Regions from separate parts of the Mus musculus genome. Here region 2 is linked to region 1. A link is a loop called in an ENCODE intact Hi-C map of the cell type or tissue named here. Cell type or tissue: left cerebral cortex. All regions are shown on one strand. Links, peaks and the distances in the headings refer to the core of each region. The heading gives the core; the rest is flanking DNA. Region 1 overlaps Por (P450 (cytochrome) oxidoreductase). Region 2 holds the start of Rhbdd2 (rhomboid domain containing 2).

Region 1 (10,125 bases), core at 1,617-6,616:
ACACACACACACACACTTAAAAACAGCAGCCCCAAGAACATCCTGTGCTGTGCTCAGAAGCAGGCATCCTGCTCTAACAGACCGTGGAGAAGTAAGTGAGCAGCACGTCCTGCCTGCGCTGCCTGCCTCCCAGGGCTCCATCAGGTCGGACTCCTCATCTGCCAAGTCTCCATGGACAAAAGACCTGCTCCTCCCGGGAGAGGAAGGAATCCCAGGCTGCAGGCCTTCCTGCCCTGGCACCCACGCTTTCTGCCCAAGTGGCATTCTAGCCTCCACATGGATCACCCCCTTGAACTCAGGTCCCCCTCCCTCTGGTCAAGAGTTACAGATTCTAGCCTGCATGTGGGCTCAGTGGATAAAGGCACTCACCAGCAAGTCTGATGAGCTAAGAATCTCAGGGTTCCACATGGTGGGAGGAAAATACCCATTCCCACAAGCCATTCTCTAGCCTCACATAAAATATTCTCATTTTTTAAAAAAAAGGTTGCCAGATGGTGGTGATGCACACCTTTAGTCCCAGCTCTCAATGGGCAGAGGCAGGCGGATCCTTGAGTTCGAGGCCAGCCTGGACTACAGTGTGAGCTCCAGGACAGTCAGGGCTACACAGAAAACCCCTTTCTTGAAAAAAACAAAACAAAACAAGACAAGGTTACAGGTTCAAGGATAAAATCTCCAGCCAGAATTTCACCCTATGTGGGGTATATTCTCTGTAGAATTTACCCCTTCCATTATATATAAACAGCACAAAATATATACACATACCCTGACCAAAGGCTGACATACTCATACTGTGGCTTGTTTTGTTGTTGTTTTGTGTTTTGGATTTTTGAGACAAGGTGTGACTTTGCAGCCCTGGAACTTGCTGGATAGACCAGGCTGGCCTTAAACTCACAGAGATCCACCTACCTCTGCCTCCAGAGTGCTGGGAATAAGGGCGTGCACCACCATGCCTAGCTTTAGATTCTCAGAAACTGGTGGCTGGTGAGATGGCTCAGTGGGTGAGGATACTTCCCGCCAAGCCTGATGCTCTAAGTCCCATCTCTGGACCGCACAGGGTGGAAGGAGAGAACAGACTCACATGCAGGCTGTGGCACAAGCACACCCACACTCATCTAAACACAGAGATCTACAGAGATAAACAAGATAGATAAATAAATAAATATCAAATATAAATAAATAAATACTAGGTGCGTGTAGAAAAGGAGGCAAGCACTCTGACAGCTGAGCCACACCTGATCTTTTGGCCTGTACCTCTCAAGTGCTGGGACTCGTGGGCCATCTTGTCTAGCTCTAAAGTTATTTTCCTAGGGAAGAAAACAGGGGTGGGGATTCCCCATCCCTTGGATGGGGGAACCCTCTGCTTAGAAGATGTTTCCCTACTCAGCCTGGTAGCCTATTCACTGTGGTATTCCCAGCAGGGCTCACCCTGGACACCTATATGTTCCATAACAACAATGGAATACTATGCAGCACTATAAACTACAGCTTCTCTTAGAAAGACTGTCCAAACTCATGAGAACAGTATGTTCATCAGTCTTTCACAAGGAATCACAGAAAACTCCGATTATCTTCCCACTGTTCCTGTCTATAGTCCCTGTAACTCCACCTCTGGGGATCAACATACTCTCCTGGGTTCAACTACATTCACACACATGTACCCACACCCATCATTTAAAAATAAAAATATCTATTTGAATTTTTTCTGAAGGCCCCACCACTTAAAATGCCAACATCAGGACACTGGAGGCCCAGCTTCCCACACAAGCCACTTGGGGACACAAGCCAGATCCAAATCATAAGCTGTGACTGTCCTGACCAACCACAGGCATTAGAACTCGCAACAGCTGGCCTAAGCAGACAACTCAGTGGATAAAGTGCTGACTGTACAACATGTAAAAAGCTGAAGTGTCCGAGTGTGTCTGCAACCTCAGCACCAGGGGATGGAGGAAGACGAGAAGATGCTGGGGACGGGAGAACTGGCCAGCCAGTGGAGCCAACTGATGAAACAGGCTCAGTGAAAGACCCTGCCTCAAAAATAAAGCAGAGAGCTATCAGGGAAGACAGAAGACAGCAGCCTCTGCCCCTCCCCCAACTGAACTTTGATGATTAATAAGAAAACGCCTGATCACAAAGGGAAAATCTGAAGATGGGCATGGTGGTAGAGGGCTTTCATCTCAGCACTAAGAAGACAGACCTCTGTGAGTTCGAGGACAGCCTTGCCTACATAGTGAGTTCGAGGACAGCCACCGCTAGAGTGAGACCCTGTCTCGAAAAACAAACACAAAGGGAAAACCTGAATTTCACAGCAGATAACTTGGCTAGCACTAAGTCATGAATGGATGACGGGTGACTGAGAAAACACCAAACGAATATAAAGGGACTGACTACAGAGACACGGCCCTACTTTCTGAAAAATGTCAGGGTCATGAGAGACAAAAGAAGTTCAGATCAAAGGCAAAGAGTAGTGAACTAGGTCTACCGTGTCTCTCAGACTGGAGAGCAGACTTCAGCTAGAAAAGAAAGGACAGCGCAAATGTGGAGGGGCTGGGGCTTGATAACTCCCCACAGTGGCCCTCTCTGTTGCACAGGGATTAGGAGAAAATGCCTTGAAATTTACATAGAAAATGAACCCAGTGATTGAATATGTGAGGCCCTATAATCCATCCCCAGCATCAGCTTGTCTCTCACACATATACACACACACACACATAGGCACAGACAGATAGACAGACACCCATATGTACATACCCACAGAGACACAGAGATACATAGAGACATACATACCTAGGCACACACACAGGTGCAGACATACAAATATAAACATAGAGACACATGCAGTCAGACTCACACATAGAGAGACACTGATATGCATATACATACATACACACACAGAGGCACACATACATGTGCAGGCATACATACACACACAAATACATACATTAACACAAAGACACATACCCATACACACATACTCAGACAAATGCTAATACCCCACAAACAGTACCACCCAGACACACATACAAATATACATATACAGACACATTTTTGTACACGTTGTGCACACATACACAGAAACACAGTGAGACACACAAATACATACAAACGCACATGTATGTATATAAGCATACGACACTCAGACCAACACTCTGAATCAAAGGAAGTGAGGGTTTTTTTGTTGTTGTTTTATGTGAATACACCCTTCAGACACACCAGAAGAGGGCATCGGACGGTTGTGAGCCACCATGTGGTTGCTGGGAATTGAACTCAGGAAGTGTGGAAGAGCAGTCAGTGCTCCTAACCACTGAGCCAGCCCTCCAGCCACCAAAGGGATTATCTTTAAGGCTTCTGACTTACTATCAAATTAGCTTTGAGAAAGCAGTTGCTTCCCAGCAGCTCGTCATTGTCAAGGCACACTGCGACTGCGCAGAGAGGCCTGGAGCTGGGAGGGCACACTTTAGCTGTGGACCACAGAGAACAGTCCAAAGAGGCCAGGACACCTGTGTCCCAGAAGAACAAACCAAGCCAGAGTGGACGTCTGCCTTTCTTGGGGGGCACTCCCTGCCCCCCAAAACACAGGCCAGATACCAAGGCCCAGCTCCTGACTGGGTGAGTCTAAAATAAGCCCCAGATGTCATGCCAGATTTCTTGACCAAAGGAATACAAGATGGCAGGTGACCAAGTGGTAGGATGGCAGGTACGAAGGCAAGATGGAAACCCCAGTAAATAGCTCAGTGTGGTGACTCAGGCCTGTAATCCACGTACTCGGGAGGTTGAGGCAGGAGGAGCCGGCATGGGTTAAAGGCCAGCCTGGTCTACACCGAGAAGCAGCTGGTCACAATAATCAGAATCACACTGAATACGGGCTAGTGTTCAGCTCACTTGCTCCATCTTAAAGTCGCAGTTAAAAACACATATTTATTTTATTTTGAGTTATGTGTATATGTGTGTGATTATTGTGCACATGAGTTTGGATGTTCGAGACCAGGAGAGGCTATGAGGTCACTTGGAGCTCAAGTCACAGGCTGCTGTGAGCTGCATGATCTGGGTGCTAGAAACTGAACCCAGGTCCTCTGTAAGAGCAGTAAACACCCTTAACCTCCGAACCATCTTTCCAACCCGCTTTCTCCATTTTATACAGTTCATGATGGGCCAGGCTCACCCACAGTCAAGATGGATCTTCCCACATTGATGACATAATCATGATAAGCCCCGCAGTCACATCCACAGCCCAACCCCCAGGCATTCTGGTTTGACAGTTAAGATCAACCATCACAGCTGCAGTCTAGAGCGGAAGGGGGCGCCGTTCCACCAAGGCACCTTCCTGCATCAGCAAGGCCTGGCCTGCATTCAAAGCCTACTTTCTCAAAGACTTCTCTCGCGAGCACGGCCGTGCCCACTCACTCACACACCACCTATGGCTGCCTTTTTGCTAAATAAAACAGCAGTTGCTCAGCTGTCAGATCTTACAGCTCACAAGCTTCAAGAATGTACTATCTGGCCCCTCACAAAGGAAGTCTGCCAGTGTGTCTGACTTAATGAATCACTCTGTACCAATGCTACTTCCGGCTCTTGATCATTTTGGTGTGGTTATGTAAGACGTGAGCATCGGGAAAGCTCGGTGAGAATAGAAAGAAACGCTGTGATATTTCGCAATTGCTGTAAGGGTAAGACTGACTAAGATTAAAGAGTCAGGGCTGAGGAAATGACTCGGTCAGCAGACTGCTTGCACTGAAAGCCTGGAGACCTGCGTCCCATCCCCAGGACCCACGTCACGAGGGTTCAGCCTGTGCATCCCACTTTAAAGTAGTTATTCCTAAAAATATGTATTTCGTGTTCAATAGTGTATATGTGTATGTGCTTACGTGCGTGTGAGTTCGGATGTTCAAGGCCAAAAGAGGTTGTCAGCTCACTTGAAGAAGGCTGGAGGATGCCTAGAGCTCATTGGTCAGCCAGTCTAAGTGCCAGGTCAATGAGAGACCATGTGCCAAAAAAAGCAACATGGAAAGCCAGAGATATGGCGAGGTGGCTAAGAGAACCTGCTGCCCTTGAAGATGACCCAGGTTCCATTCCTAGATCTCCAGGTCCAGGGCTCTGATCCAACAGGCACTGCACACAGTGATATACAGACAAATATGCAAGCAAATACTACACGAGACAGAAGACAGACAGCTCCTGAGGGACAGTTACTAAGGCTTCCTCTGACCTGTACATGTGCACATACATATTCATTCACACGTGCTCACTCACAAACACACACAATACCTGTGCACAAACATTCACGTACACACATATACAAACACACATGCACACTTGAGCATGCACACTCACACACAAACACATACAAATGCAGAATTAAGGGGCAAGTATGGTGATAAACACACCTCAAATCTCAGCACTTGGGAGGCAGAGGCAGGAGGATGGCTGAGAGTTCAAGACCAGCTTGCTTTACGCAGTTCAAGTTTCGCCTGGACCACTAACACCCAGTTTCAAAACAGAAAAGCAAGAAGCTGAGAGTGAACTCAGTGGTGGAGCACTTGCCTGGAGTCACCCAGTGAGGAGCTGGAGAAGTGGCTCGAAGGTATAGTGCTTGCCTGGCATGCATGAGTCCCTAGGTTCAAACCCTAGTACTGCAAATAAGCAGACAAACAGCAGTCAGAACTGCAGAAGAAAGATCCACCTAGAGCAAAGACGCACTGTGTCACTGCCAGCTCACTACACCAAGGTCCATGTATACCTACTGTGCATCAACTGCCATACTAAGTACACAATACAAGTCCTTTCTCTTGTATGACAACCCTGCTTAGAGAAATATTATCTTTCATTTTGCAGACCAACACTTTGCCAAGCAAATTACCCATGGTCCCCTAGCCAGCAACTTCCAGGGTGAGACACAAGGACCCTGTGGGACTCTGATACTTCTGCTGCCATCCTAGCTGTCATTGGCTGCGGAAGACAAGGTGACTGGCTGGCTGGCTCATGATGGTGCTAGGGGTTCCAGGGCTGACAATCCTTCAGACTATGTCATCAACAACAGCTGCACTTCTCCTGTGACTAGGAGAGAAACAGGGACTCGGGAGCCTCTCTTCTACCCCAAAACGGCTTCTAGCCATCTCTTCTACAAGTCAGAATTTGTGAGACTTACCAAAACCAGAGTCCAGAATTTTTTATCAAGGCGTCAGGCCAAAGACTGTCACTGCACTGAGGGCTCTGACTGTACTGTTCTGAGGCCCACCTCACCCCAGTGTCTGTCTGCATTTCAGGTTAACATCAGAGCATAGCTAAGCATTAAAGCTGCCATGGCTGGGGATGCACAGGGGTGGGGGTGGGGTGTGCACGCCTGTCATTTCAGCTCTGCCAGGGTAGAAGCAGAAAGATCAGTGGAGAGCTCAAGGCTAGCTTGGGTTACTGGAGACCCTTATCTCTGTAAGCATCAGCCAAGGTCATGTCCATCACTGAGTACCGGCATCTAGAGCCCTACTGTGTTTTAAGTCTACAACTTGAACACATCAGTAAAAAGTGGGCCATCTCCAACCACAGGATAGAAGACTTTCTTGTGATGTCTATAAAATGATCTACAATTACTAAACCATTTACAAGTTTGCCCATCAGAAGCCAGCAAGATGGCTTATTAGCTAAAAGGTGCTTGCTGCCAACTCTGACAACATGAGTTCCATCCCTGGGACCATGTGCTGGCTCTGGCAAGTTATCCTGACCTCCAACATGCACCCTACCCTCACAAGAATAAGTAAATTTTAAAAAAGAAGGAGTAGGAGGAAGAAGAGGAGGAGAAGAAGGGAGAGGAGGAGGGAGGGGAAGAGGAGGAGGAGGAAGAGGAGGAGGCAGAAGAAAAATGAGCCTAGGGGTGGTGGTACACACCTTTAATGCCAGCACTCAAGATGCAGAGGCAGTTGGATCTCGGAGTTCGAGGACAGTCTGGTCTACAGAGTGAGTTCCAGGACAGCCAGGACTACACAGAAATCCCTGTCTTGAAAAACCAAAGAAAGAAAAGAAGGTGGGAGGGGTCCTACAGCTCAACTTCCTGTACGCCCAGCTCCAGGGGAGCGGTTGCTCTTTACAGCCTCCAAGGACAGTGTGCTCACACATTCATCCTCCCCCACCACTCACAGTTAGAAATAGAGTCGTTTTTTTACTTCTTTTAAAGAATGGAGGATTGGTACCCATGGGGTACTCTACCTAGACCTATGTAGCTAAAGGCATGGGACTTCAGGCTCAGTCGAAACTCTATAAGGGTAGATAGAACTCTGGGCATAGGAGAAAGGGCAGAGCCTGAATGGTGCCTTGTGGCAAGCAGGGTTACAGCTCGGGAATCTAGGGCAGTGAGTGGGAAGAGATGCTTTGCCCAAGTTGGAGAGGACCAGTCTCATGTGAAGGCGTTGGCTACTTGGTCCCTCCGACATGGAGCCTGGCTTGCCTTCCTGCCCTGGGTGAATGGTTCTGCTCAGGGACTTTAGTCCATGATATACATACATACATGTTCGTGGATCATGGGTGTTTTGCCTTCATGTATGTCTATGTGAGGGTGTCAGATCCTCTGGAACTGGAGTTACAGGCAAATGTGAGCTGCCATGTAGGTGCTGGGAGTTGAACCTGGGTCACATCACACAAGAGCAGCCAACACTCTTAACCACTGAGCCATCCCTCCAGCCCAGCCACTTCTCTTGATTCCCATCTGGTACCACCACTTGCCCCAGCACCTATAACTCCAGCTGCAGGGGATCTGATGCCTTCACACACACACACACACACACACACACACACACACACTCAAACACACACACCACACCACACACACCAAACACACACACAGACATACCACACCACACACACAGACATACCACACCACACACACACCAAACACCCACACATATACACAGACATACCACACACACACACACACACACACACACACACACACACACACAAAATTCTTAATACAAAAAAGTAAAAATAGGCCGGGCGGTGGTGGCGCACACCTTTGATCCCAGCACTTGGGAGGCAGAGGCAGGTGGATTTCTGAGTTGGAGGCCAGCCTGGTCTACAGAGTGAGTTCCAGGACAGCCAGGGCTATACAGAGAAACCCTGTCTCGAAAAACCAAAAAAAAAGTAAAAATAACTGGGCAGTGGTAGTGCATGACTTTATCCCAGCACTTGGGAGGCAGAGGCAGAGCCAGGCAAATCCCTAAGTTTGAAGCCTGTCTGGTCTACAGAACAAGTTCCAGGACAGCCAGGGCTATACAGAGAAACCCTGTCTTGAAAAACAAAAACCAAAAAATAAAAATAAAAATCCATAGCTAATGTACCTCAGAATGACAATCTTCATAAAAACTGACTTAACGCTTCTTCTTCGGGAAAACACCAAGTGGCGGATGACGTCGGTGCAGCGGGAGGGCCCGGAGGACCCGGGGACCCAGGATTAGGAGGCCGCGGCGGCGGCGGCAGCTTCCAGCTTCCGCGCGGAGGATTCGGCCAAAGCCATGGCCATGGTTGAGGCCGCGGGGCTCGTGGAAGTAAAGCTGAAGACAAGGAGTGGATCCTCGTCACCAAGCTGGGCCGCCTGGCTAAGGACATGAAGATCAAGTCCTTGGAGGAGATCTACCTGTTCTCCCTGCCCATTAAGGAGTCTGAGATCATCGACTTCTTCCTGGGTGCGTCCCTAAAGGATGAGGTTCTGAAAATCATGCCAGTGCAGAAGCAGACTCTAGGCTGGCCAGCGGACCAGGTTCAAGGCTTTCGTTGCTATTGGGGACTACAATGGTCACGTTGGTCTTGGTGTTAAGTGCTCCAAGGAGGTTGCCATCATCTTGGCCAAGCTTTCCATCATCCCTGTGCAGAGAGGCTACTGGGGAAACAAGATTGGCAAGCCCCACACTGTTCCATGAAAGGTGACAGGCCGCTGTGGCTCTGTGCTGGTACATTTCATCCCTGCCCCCAGAGGCACTGGCATTGTCTCTGCTCCTGTGCCCAAGAAACTCCTGATGGTGGCCAGTATAGATGACTGCTACACTTCAGCCAGAGGCTGCACTGCCACCCTGGGCAACTTTGCTAAGGCCACCTTTGATGCCATCTCCCAAGACTTACAGCTACCTGACCCCCGACCTCTGGAAAGAGACTGTCTTCACCAAGTCTCCTTATCAGGAATTCACGGATCATCTTGTGAAAACCCACACGAGAGTCTCTGTTCAGAGGACCCAGGCTCCAGCTGTGGCTACTACATAAGGATTTTGTACAAGAAAAATAAAAGAATTAAGTCTCCTTAAAAAAAAAATTGACTTAACTGGACATCTGGGCTCACTGAGACACAGGACGAAGATGGGCAATACTCTTGGGAGGATGATGCAATGCAAGGTTCATTCACTCTCATCTATTCGCGTAGTTATACCAGTGGAGTGCTTATCACTGGCACTCTTCCAAGCACTGGCTTCTCCTCACAGAAATAACTCGACTCACCTTCCATTCCAACTACACTGCCACAGTGGTAGAAGGTACTTCATTTCATTTTCTGAGACACTGGCACGCTATGTAGCCCAGGATAGCCTCAGACTTGAGTCCTCCTACTTCAGCCAAGGACTAGGATTACAGATATGAGCTGCATGCCTGGCTAGGCTACTTTTGTTGCTGGCTACTTTGTAGAACATAAACAAAGAAGAAAAATATTTACTCAAGAGATACGGAGGGTAGTTCCAAACTCTTGAGCAAGGGGGTGGCGCAGGGGAGGGGGGGGTTGTTGCTCAAAAGTAGAGAAGGCACCACCACACATGAATCCCTGCTTTCATAGCCAACCAAATAGCTCCCAGCAAACACAAACACAAAATTTCTTTTTTGTTTTTTTGTTATGGACACAGGGTTTCTCTGTGTAACAGCCCAGGCTGTCCTGGAACTTGATTTGTAGACCAGGCTGGCAGAACTCACAGAGAGCACCTGCTTCTGTCTCTGGCTACACAAAACTTTTTAAGCAAAGCAGTCAAGGAGTAGGAAAAAGGCAGAGTTCAAATGAGGCCTGGTGATGCACACCTGTAAGCCCAGCGCTGGATAGGCAGAGCCAGGAGGATCAGTTCAAGGACAGCCTTGGCTACAGAGCAAGTTTAAGACTAGCCTGAGCCTGAC
Region 2 (10,125 bases), core at 2,949-7,948, 72 kb after region 1:
CAGAGACGTTACTGAGGAAGGAGGTCTGAGGGATGAGCCAGGAGGCACACAGCAGCAACCACGGCACAAGGACGGAAGGCACCACCACACCGAACACCAGGGCCCGCCTCATGCGAGAGCGGACCGAGGTGACTCCCAGCATGGCGAAAGCTACTGGGGTGAACCCTCTGGCATCCTCCACCTCCCCCAGCTTAGACAGTGAGGACACAGACTCAAATGACAGGTAGATGATGGCGGAGAAGACCGTAAAGATCAAGGTGAAGAAGCAATGGCGGACGGTGCCCACGGTCCTCTCGAAGTTGCCAGCAAAGCGCCAGATGATGATGGCGCCACAGAGCAGGGAGACTGGGTTCTCATAGACGAAGATGTAGGTCACCAGCCTGTAAACTAAAGATGGGTTCGGGTTAGTGGTCCAGGGCTGAGCGTTCCAACCAGGGGCAACCGGGTCCCAGGCCAGCTAGGAAGGGAGAACTGAAGCCGGGCACAAAGCCCTGGGGCCCACCCCTAGCACTGTAGACTGCTCACATAGGAATGGTGCCAGCACTCAGGAGGTAGACAGGAAGATCACTCTCGGCTCACTCCAGGTCACTCTCGGCTACACTGGGAATTTAGAGCCAGCTTGGACTACATGGGATCGTGTCTCAAAAACCACAACAGGAAGCAAAAACACAACAACAGAACAGGAAAGTGCCCATGATTCAAGATATAAAGTATATAATATAGTTTCTGTTCCTTCCTGGCCCTAGAGCCCTGGTTATCAAAACCAATCCCCATGATTCAAAGCATGAGCATATAATGTCGTCTCCATCCTTTCCCGGCCCCGAGGCAGAGGTTATTGAGACCAATTTCTAGGTGTGAAAAAGATACCTTTTGAAAACTGGAATGGTTTCTGAACATGACAAATGCTTTACAACCCTGTTTTAGGTTTTCTTTTAAAGATGTGTTTTTACTGTTGTGTATGCTACTTGTATGTGGGTACCTGTGGAGGCCAGAAGAGGAGGTTGGATCCCCCTGGAGCTGGAGTCACAGGCAGTTGTGAGCTGTGCCATGTGGAGTCCTGGGAACCAAACTTGGGTCCTCTGAAAGCAGCCAGCTCTCTTCTTAACCACTAAGCCATCTCTCCAACCCTCCTCTGTTTAGATTTTAATACTGACCTACCTCACTAGGCAGTCTGAGGGTTAATTAATTGTGACAGCTTCAGGGTAGGCTGAGGGTCCCACTTAACACTCTGTGTGGCAGTCTCCTTAGCTGTAATTCTGGCCTCTCCTTCCATAGAGGCTGTTCGGGGGAAGAAAAAAGGAACCATGAATTATAACGACCATAAAATTATAAAATTGTCACTAATAATTACATAGATTAAGTAAGGGTCTTCTTAAAGAGTGCTTTCGGAGTTTTACAGGGGCAGCCAAGATTTATATACCATAAAATAGCAAGGAAAGTCCTTTTCTCTCTCTCTCTGCAGTGAGACAAGGTCTCCCTATGCAGCCCTATCTGGTGTATACATTGCTGTGTAGACTAGGCTGGTTCCTGGGGGCTGGGATTATAGGTGTAAGACACCACATCGAGCCTCTTTTGGGGATACAAGGTTTTGATATGTAGCCCAGACCAGCTGCGAACTCACAATCTTCCTGCCTCAGCCTTTTGAGTGCTGGGACTACAAGTGTCTGCCATATTTGGTTTATACTCTTCCCCCCAATACAAGTAATGGCTAACATACATACTTTACATTTTTATATGTCTTTATTTGTGGGTATATGGGAGTACATGATCAGAGAAAAACCTTCAGAAGTTCTACCACGTAGGTCCCCAGTTCTCACGATTGGTAGCAAGGTACTTACAGGGCTCTAATTTCTTTTCTTTCTTTCTTTCTTTCTTTTTTTTTTTTTTTTGAGACAGAGTCTTATTATATAGCCCTGGTTGTCCTGGAACTCCCTATGGAGACCAAGCTGGGCTCACTCTCAGAGACCCGCCTGCCTCCGCCTGCCTAGTGCTGGCATTAAAGGTACTGTTTCTCTGCCTGTTCATGGAGCCCATGCTCAGACAAATATGGTTAAGTGAGCATGGTGATGGGTGATGTATGTCTGTGTTCTAGTACTCAGAAGGGTGAGGCAGGAGGATCATGGCTCTGAGGCTACCCTGGACTACATAATGAAGCCTGGCCATACTGGTGTAAATAAATAGCAAGCCCCTTTGTTTCAAAGTAAACAAAACGAAAACAAAAAAACAAAACCAACAAAAACAAACAAAACAACAAAAACAAAAAACAAAAACCCAGAAAGAAAAAGAGTGCGTGCCTGTCTACACTGGCATTTAGCTGACTGTAAGTGCTACATGTATCCAAAAAAGGGGGAAAAGAAAATTTCAGCTTTAAGCAGGAAACCATTACATCCTATCAGAATATCTCCAGAAGTTTGGTTATTTGCTGGATATGTCCCAAATTGAAATTTTACTGGTAAATATGAAAAAATTCTACATACAACTCTCTAAGATTTAGGTAGCTGACGAGATGGCTCAACAGGCTGAGGTAGGTCCTGCCAATCCCAAAGACCCGAGTTTGATTCCCAGGACCCACATGGGGGAAGAAGAGAAAGACTCCGGTCAGGTTGTCCTCTGACTTTCACAAGAGTGCACACAAGCATATAAATAATGTGTCACATATGTATACCTCTATCTAAAGATGTGGAGATTATATACCCAAAGCCCTAGTTTTAAATCACCATACTAAAAACAAAGTGCGGGGCTCCTATCTCAATATTATGATGTGTTAGCTCTGCGAATCTCTGTATTCAACCTCAATTTCTGGTAAACAGGCAATTTAATATGGCCTGTCATGAAATCACAGCGAGGATTACATGAAATGAACGCGCAGGCCTCTGTTAACGTTAGAAGCAACAGGGATTTCCCAGGAAAGAATGAGGAAGAAACAAAGACTAAGAATCCTGTCTTTTACAAAGGGATGATTACCAGACTTAATTAGTTTGAGAAATTTCTCTCCTCTGAGAAAACAAACACTTTACCAGCTCCTTCTGTGAGCTGGGATTAGGAGTCAGGATTAAGGTAAAGACGCAGCAGAAAATTCTAGAGTCAAGAGGAAAAGCCATCCATTGGGTTGACAGTAGACAATTGTCACGATAAAGGTGAGAAACGTTTGGTTTGTTCCTGTGGGGCTCGGGCCGTCAGCAGATGGGGTTTGTGTTTATAAAACGTGAATGGCTTAGGAAGTGTGTTCACCCTCGAGATCAAAGAATGAATGGATCTGGGGTAACATGGAAGGGGGCGATTGTGGGTAGAGAAGGAGTTGGCGGAAATGATCCGGCTTTGGACAAGACATGCTGGAGCTCCAAGTGGGGAGAATGGTGGTGGGCACGGAGGTCTGGGGTTGGCTGGCAGTGAGGCTGGAGATCAGGGACCGGGGAGTCTGCGGGCTGAGGAAGCGCGCCATCCCCGCCCCGCCTCTTCTCACCTTGCCAGTTGCGCAGGGCCTCGGAGCGCAGAGACAGCCCCGAGGGCGCCAGAGGCGGCTGCAGCAGGAACAGGCGGGGGCCCGACACCAGCAGCGAGAGCAGGGCGGTGAAGAATGTGGCGGAGGGCACCTCGGGACACGAGCACCAGAAGCGACTCGCGGGGCCCGGGGCCGCCATGGCCGCGAGCCCTTCCAGCGTGCGGCCTCGGTACTCCCCGCCTCCCTCCTCAATTTCCGCCTCCTTGCGGCGGTCTCCCCTGGCAACAGCGGAAGACTGGCCTCTCCTCAAGCACCGCCCCATGGGGGGGTGGGGGTGGGGGAAGGCCCAATCCCGTGGAGTCCTCCGCTCTTACCCGCCCAAAGGAGGCCGGGAGTTGTAGTTCCAGCTTACCTACGGGTGTTGTGCGGGCTGCCGCCTCAGGAGTATTCTTGCCTAGACCTCAGCTTCCTTCTTCTTGATTTTTAATTAAAAACAAACAAACAAACAAACAAACAAACAAGCAAAACCAAAAAAACATTTGATTACATCTGTTTGAGTGTGAGAGAGGGGCATGTGCGTGCAACGCGCGTGGAGGGTAGATGAAAACTTAAGGTTGAGTTTATCATCTCCTTCCACCTCTGGGTCCTGGGAATAGAACTTGGGTAATCAGGCTTGGCAGCAGTGCCTTTACCCACTGAGTCATCTCTTTAGCCCTTTTTATTTTTCTTTTTTTCTTTTCTTTTTTTTTTTAGATTTTATTTGCGTTTGGCTCAGTGAGAGAAGGTGTGGAGGTGCACACACAAACACCTTTACTCTCAGCCATCTCAAAGGCTCCCTTTAAAAATTTTAATCAACCTATATTTATTATACCAAGTAATGGTTTCATTATGGCATTTTCTTACATGTGTATAATGTACTTTGATCATATTTTATCGGGGCTCCATTACCCCCTCTTGCCTTCCCATCTTAGTTTCTCTTTTGCTTCCATGTTTCTTTTCTTTTCTCTTCTTTCCTTCTTTCTTCCTTCCTTTCTTTCTTTCTTTCTTTCTTTCTTTCTTTCTTTCTTTCTTTCTTTCTTTTTAAATTTTTGCGACCCAGTGAGTTTCATTAAAGTCGCTTTCAGGAGCAAATGTCTCTCCTCCCAACAGCCATTAACTACTAGTAGATCCTCATTGAGGGAGAGGGGTCTTGAAAAACATTTCTTCCTCTTGCTTTTGGCTTTTACACAAATTTGACTCTGAACTCTGGGTCTCCATCTCCAGAAAGCAGGGATTTTAGATGTGCACCACCTCCCTCAGTTTATGCAGTAATGAGGCTCGAACCCAGGGACTCCAGCATGCTACCAACTGAACTATGCTTTCAGCCGGGTCCTTCTCACTGTAATGGTATGACGTCGTGAGGACCACGGAGCCCTATTCTCCCACAGACTTGTGTTTGTCTCTGTCCTGCCAAAGAGGAAACTGAGTCTATGGGGATCCCTGAGGGATACAGTTCAATAGCAAAGAAAGAATTAAAACTTGGTTCTTCCTGCCTGAATTGGCCAAGAAGACAGAGCCAGCACTTTCTGGAGCTGGACTGGAGATAAAGTAAGAGGAGGCGGGGAAGGAGACAATTGAAGGGACACTAGAGCTACTATACATGCGCTATGAGCGTACGCCATGACGCTTTTGCTAAACTTTGCTTTAGCCTTTTGCAGTTTGAAAAGCGCTTCCTGCAGAGCAAAGCTATTTCTGGTGAACAGCTAGAGTATCCTTTGTGAGCTACAAGTGCTTTAGCAGGTGAGGTAGCTTCCCGACCAAGTCGCGGGTGAGAAGAGTCAGGAAATTGAATCCCAGTTTGCTGGGTCCCAGGGGGCGACATCAAGATATTCCTTTTTCAATATGTTCAGTTTTGGCAGTACTGGGCAGCCTACAGCCTAGTGCATGAAAGGTTAAGAGGTCTATCACTGAACTACAGCCCCATTCCTCCTCCCCAATATTTATGTATGCATTATATACATATATACGGTATATACATATACTTTTGAAAAATAATCAGATGTAATCAAGAAACCATCCATTTGATAAGCCCATTGAATCCACCATCCCAAGAAAAAAACTAATAGCTTTGCTTGCATAACACCTACCACTAGGGGGCAGCAGGGGTTATAGACACCTGATAGAAATAATGAGAGAATTTTAAACAGTGGGGAGGAATACAGGGAGATACACAGCTTGGGACCTGAGTTTGACCCCATGGATCCACGTGATGGATGGAGAGAGCTAGAGAGCCGACTTCTGTAATCTGTCCTCTGACCTCCAGGAAAGTGCCCACATAGATACAAAGACACACATGACAGAATATCCTAAAAGAGGAGGTCTGGATAGAAATATCTCTCAGCACAAACCACAGCTCTTGTTTCTAAGAGTTTATTCTTGAGCTAAATCTAGAAATGGTTTCATCACGTTTCATCCCTTGTAGGTCTTCGGGATCAAACTTAGATCAGCAAGCTTGGCAGCAAGCGCCTTTATACCCTGGAGGAGCCCCCCCCCCCCCCCCCAGTGTTAATCCTGTGTTCTCTGCTTACTCTTCTGATGCATGTTCACGGTCTGCTATTTACAGTCACGGTGCCAGGAAGAAAGCCTTGAAGGGAAGTCTATTCATGTTATCCTTGCATTATTCAACAAAACAGCTTGCTTCCACACAGAGGCCAGTAGAACCCCATGCTAAGGTTGAGACAGTAAAAGAGGCAGAGGCAGTGTGAAGAGAGATAGGCCAGCTATCTCACTCTATTTGGCTTCAATGAGACATCTGCTGACCCCAGGCCTTCTGGTCCCTAATCTAAGGACCCCCACAAGGCAGGTGTCACCTACTGCAAAGCTTGTGGGAGCTATATTCCTTACTTTCATTTTATTCCGTCTATTTGTTTGGTTCTTCCAAACAGGGTTTCTCTTTACAGACTTTGCCGTCCTGGAATTATCTAGACTAGGCTGGTCTCAAACTTACAGAGATCTGCCTGCTTCTGCCTTCCGAGTGCTGGGATTAAAGGTGTGTGCCACCACCACCACCACCACCAGGCTGTTCCTTACTTTTCTTGATGCTATGACAGTAACACCTTAAGGAAGGAAGGAAGGGAGGGAGGGAGGAAGGAAGGAAGGAAGGAAGGAAGGAAGGAAGGAAGGAAGGAAGGGGTTTGTTTCCTCTCACGGAGTGAGGTCATAGCCCACAGGGAAGGGGTGAAGTGGAATTGAAGAAAAGCTGTGGAAGGGACACAGACACAATTCCTTTCAATAGGGGCAATTAGCATGAGAAGGATGCAGAGGGGTGATTGAGTCTTAGAGGTGGGAGGGGGAGCCTTAGAGGGAGAGAATAGCTTCACTAGGAGAGAGAAAGAGAAAGAGAGAGAGACAGAGATATACATACAAAAAGAGACAGATAGATACAGAGGGTGGGGCATGAGGAAAGGAGAAAGCATGAAGGTTGGATTGGAGGGGAGAGGCCAGAGGAGTCTCTCAGAGAGTAGTAGCCTTCGGAGCGATTTCCCAGCAACCCACTGTGGGAGTCTCTTTGGACTAATTCCCTAGACACGGGAAAGGTCTTTACCTATAACTGTTTAGGGGTGACAGGAAGTAATTTAGGTCAACATACTGTGGGTGAATGAGAGTGGGGAGGAGCCAGGTATCATAAATTGAGAGCCATCTCTTCAGAGCACAGCCTGCCTCTCACCTCTGTTCCAGAGACAGAGACAGAGAGAGAGAGAGAGAGAGAGAGAGAGATGCAGGGAAGTTGGGCTTGACTCAGCCTCTGAGATCCGTGGCCTAACTTCAGAGAAGGCATGTCTGCAAGAAAGTGAGGCAGTTGTCACGTTCCATCCACAGTCAGAGAGCAGCGACGGAAGCTGGGTTCAGCTTGCTGTCTGGCCGCTGTCTGCTTTCTCTTCATCTGGGACTCCCGGTCCATGGAATGGTGCTGCCCATGAAAGAGCCTCGAGGTGAGACCCTCACTCAGACACTCAAATCCCGGGACAGCCGCGTACCCAAGAAGACACTGAGACCATACATAAAATGTAGAAGGCAAGATTTAATAAAGCAGCGACATGAAAGCACACAGACCAGAGCTCTGGGGTCGAAATAAAGCAGCAACATGAAAGCACAGAGCTCTGGGGTCGAAACTCATACACCTAGCGGCACCTAGTGGTGTAGAGGAGAATCGACGACCAGCCAAAATTTTTCACAGGCTTATATAGTAAAACTCAAAGGGGGAGAACTGGGCAGGGAAAGTACAAGTTTACATCACTAGGGAGTTCTGCCAAGGGACAAGGGGTTCTGCCAAAGGATTCTACGTAACTAAGGAGTCATGTCCTATCAAGGAACCTACGTAACTAAGGAGTACCTGGTTCATTTTGAGGTTGTTCCAGGAGGCCTTTATCTCAAAAATGTTCTTGGAACAGTTTTTAGTTGGGAGGGTTTGAACTTTAGGGTGAGGAGTTTTGGGGTGAAAAGTTTAGGAGTGTTCTGGGAACAATCTCTAGATGGGAGGGGGTGGGCTCCGAGGTAAAAAATTCATGTTTTCACAAGAGGCCAGTAATTTTCTATTCTTCATTCCCCACTTCTTCTTGTAAGTAATTCTAATCTTAGAATTTCAGAAGTCTATATCTCTATGTGGAGAATACTGCATTTACTCTATCTTTAACATGGGAACAGAAACAGAATAAGGCAGATTAGTAAACAGAACTAGGCAGGGACCCTTTTAGTGAGGCTTGCGGGTCTCAGCATGACGCAGGTGTACGTAGATCAGATCTCTGGCTGGAACTGGTGAGTTGTCCTTGGGGTACCTGGCTCGTTCACTGTAGCCAGTTGTGACCAGACTTCTTTCTGCACCACCTGCAAGCCTTTTAACTTAACATATAGATCATTATTATAAACACATCATTTAAGACAGTGATGGGCACAGGAGCCCCATAAAGGATCTCAAAAAGAGTAAAACAAAACTGAATCAAGAGGGAGTATTCTCAGTTTTAAATAGGGCAAGGGGAAGGGGCACCAAGTAAGTCTGTGCCAGTCTCTAGGATTAATTTTGTCAAGGTCTGTTTAGAGTTTTATTTATTCTTTTTTATCTTTCCTGAGCTCTGAGGTCTGTACACACAATGGAATTTTCATTTGACCTCTAAATACTTGGCCACACCCTGACTTACCTGGGCAACAAAGGCAGGACCATTATCTGACACTATTGCTTTTGGCACTCCGAACCTTGGAAAATTTTTAATAATCTTCTTGATGACTATCTGAGTAGTCTCAGTTTTATAAGGAAAAGCTTTTATCTATCTTGAGAACGTTCACAAAAACCAGAAGGTATTCATACACATATTTTTTCAGTAAAGTCTATTTTTCAGTAGATGTCTTCTCATGAGAGGACTAGTTTTCTTTCTTCAGTTTTTACTATTTTATACAGGGTTTCTTTTACCAGTCTTAATTTGTCTATAACTTGATAGTCTTCAGACTGTCAGGATCATTGCTCTTTAGGATGCCTGGGCGGTTAGATTTGCCATCTGATTTCTTTTAGCCACAGCATCTTAGGTCTTTCTCTGCAGATGTCAACAGCTCTCTTTGTCTGTATATATAGAGCTTGTATTAAAGCCACAAGTTTAGCTTTCTGGGCTGAAGTCCCTTTAGGGAGGCTGCTGGCCTAGATCACTGGCTTTCTGTCCACCACTGCACTGCTGTCCCCGCCTTCCGCTTACCCTTAACCTCGAGGCTACTGCCATCCGTGTACCAGCTCAAACTCTCAGGCCAAGGCTGATCTGATCCTTCAGATCATTTCGAGTATGAGTTCCTTCTGCCAGAATGTCAGCACAATGATGAGTAGGTGAAGTCTCAGGCAGTAGTGAGATCGAGGATAGCAGGGGGAGCGAAGGTCACTCGTTCAGTCAAAGCTCTGACAATGTGTCCATCGGTCAGGGGAACAGTTGGATAATGCTTTTAAGAGCGTTAGTCAGCCATCGGTCATGGGGGCTGAACCACACTTTCTAGGACATGTGCCAAGTTTTGTCTCTGAGTCAATTTATCTGCGTCCTTGACCAGAAGCCACTATGTGCAGACAAGCAGGCCATCTTACAGCCACCAGGTCTAATTTCTTACAAGTATGCCACAGGTCTTTTTCAGGGTCCCAATCTCTGAGTAAGAACTTCTTTGGCAATACCTTTGTTCTCAGTCACATCTAGGAGTCCCAAAGTTGGGGATAACATCAGGGCAGTCTCAAGAGCATTTAAGGCCATCTAAGATTGTTCTTTATTTTTCTATACGAAGGGCTGTTTATCTCTTTAACTCAGCAAAACCTGGAATCCACAATCTGCAAAAGCCCGCAGTGCCCAGGAACTTTTTAGCTTGTTTTGCACTGGTCAGTGGAGGAGTATGAAACACAGTCTCTTTTTTAGCTGCTTTAACAGGTAGGCCACCGGACTCTTTTAAGGACTCAGCTTCTGTGTTAGCACCCCTTTTGTTATCTCTTTACTTTTAGCCACAAACAGGTGAAGGGTTTGGTCATGAGGGGGGCTCCTCTTCTTTTTGTTGGGGCAGTCTCTCACCCAGTGCTCATTTTCTTTACAGTATACACGTTGATCTTTAGCCAAAAGCTTTTTTTTGTTGCCAGGTACTATCTAAGTTTTCTAGTTTTCCTGACTTTTGTGGCCAACATTTCATTTTTC

What was found. Hi-C counts contacts between places; a loop is a spot of excess contacts. Peaks named below come from ENCODE experiments on the same cell type or tissue, not always from the same donor. Only the 100,000 strongest peaks of a DNase experiment are listed, where the experiment ranks them.
Region 2: it touches region 1 in a loop (2.1-fold over the local background); 1 of 42 quality-filtered maps calls a loop at or near these places.

Annotation. Positions count from the first base shown.
Region 1 is chr5:135,697,275-135,707,399 of GRCm38, reverse strand. All of the region lies in intron 1 of Por (P450 (cytochrome) oxidoreductase), which reads right to left. It also overlaps the pseudogene Gm16061. Among named protein-coding and RNA genes, the nearest start is that of Por, 13 kb to the right of the region's middle. In left cerebral cortex, for the core only: a CTCF peak has its summit at 4,302 (motif pointing right); a DNase peak (open chromatin) is centred at 4,449; H3K27ac peaks cover 1,560 bases.
Region 2 is chr5:135,626,257-135,636,381 of GRCm38, reverse strand. It overlaps Rhbdd2 (rhomboid domain containing 2), which reads right to left and starts at 3,728. Exons shown (of 4, transcript NM_146002.2): 1 at 3,464-3,728; 2 at 1-387. The coding sequence starts at 3,641. In left cerebral cortex, for the core only: CTCF peaks have their summits at 3,716 and 5,557 (motif pointing right); DNase peaks (open chromatin) are centred at 3,763 and 5,567; H3K4me3 peaks cover 865 bases; H3K27ac peaks cover 749 bases.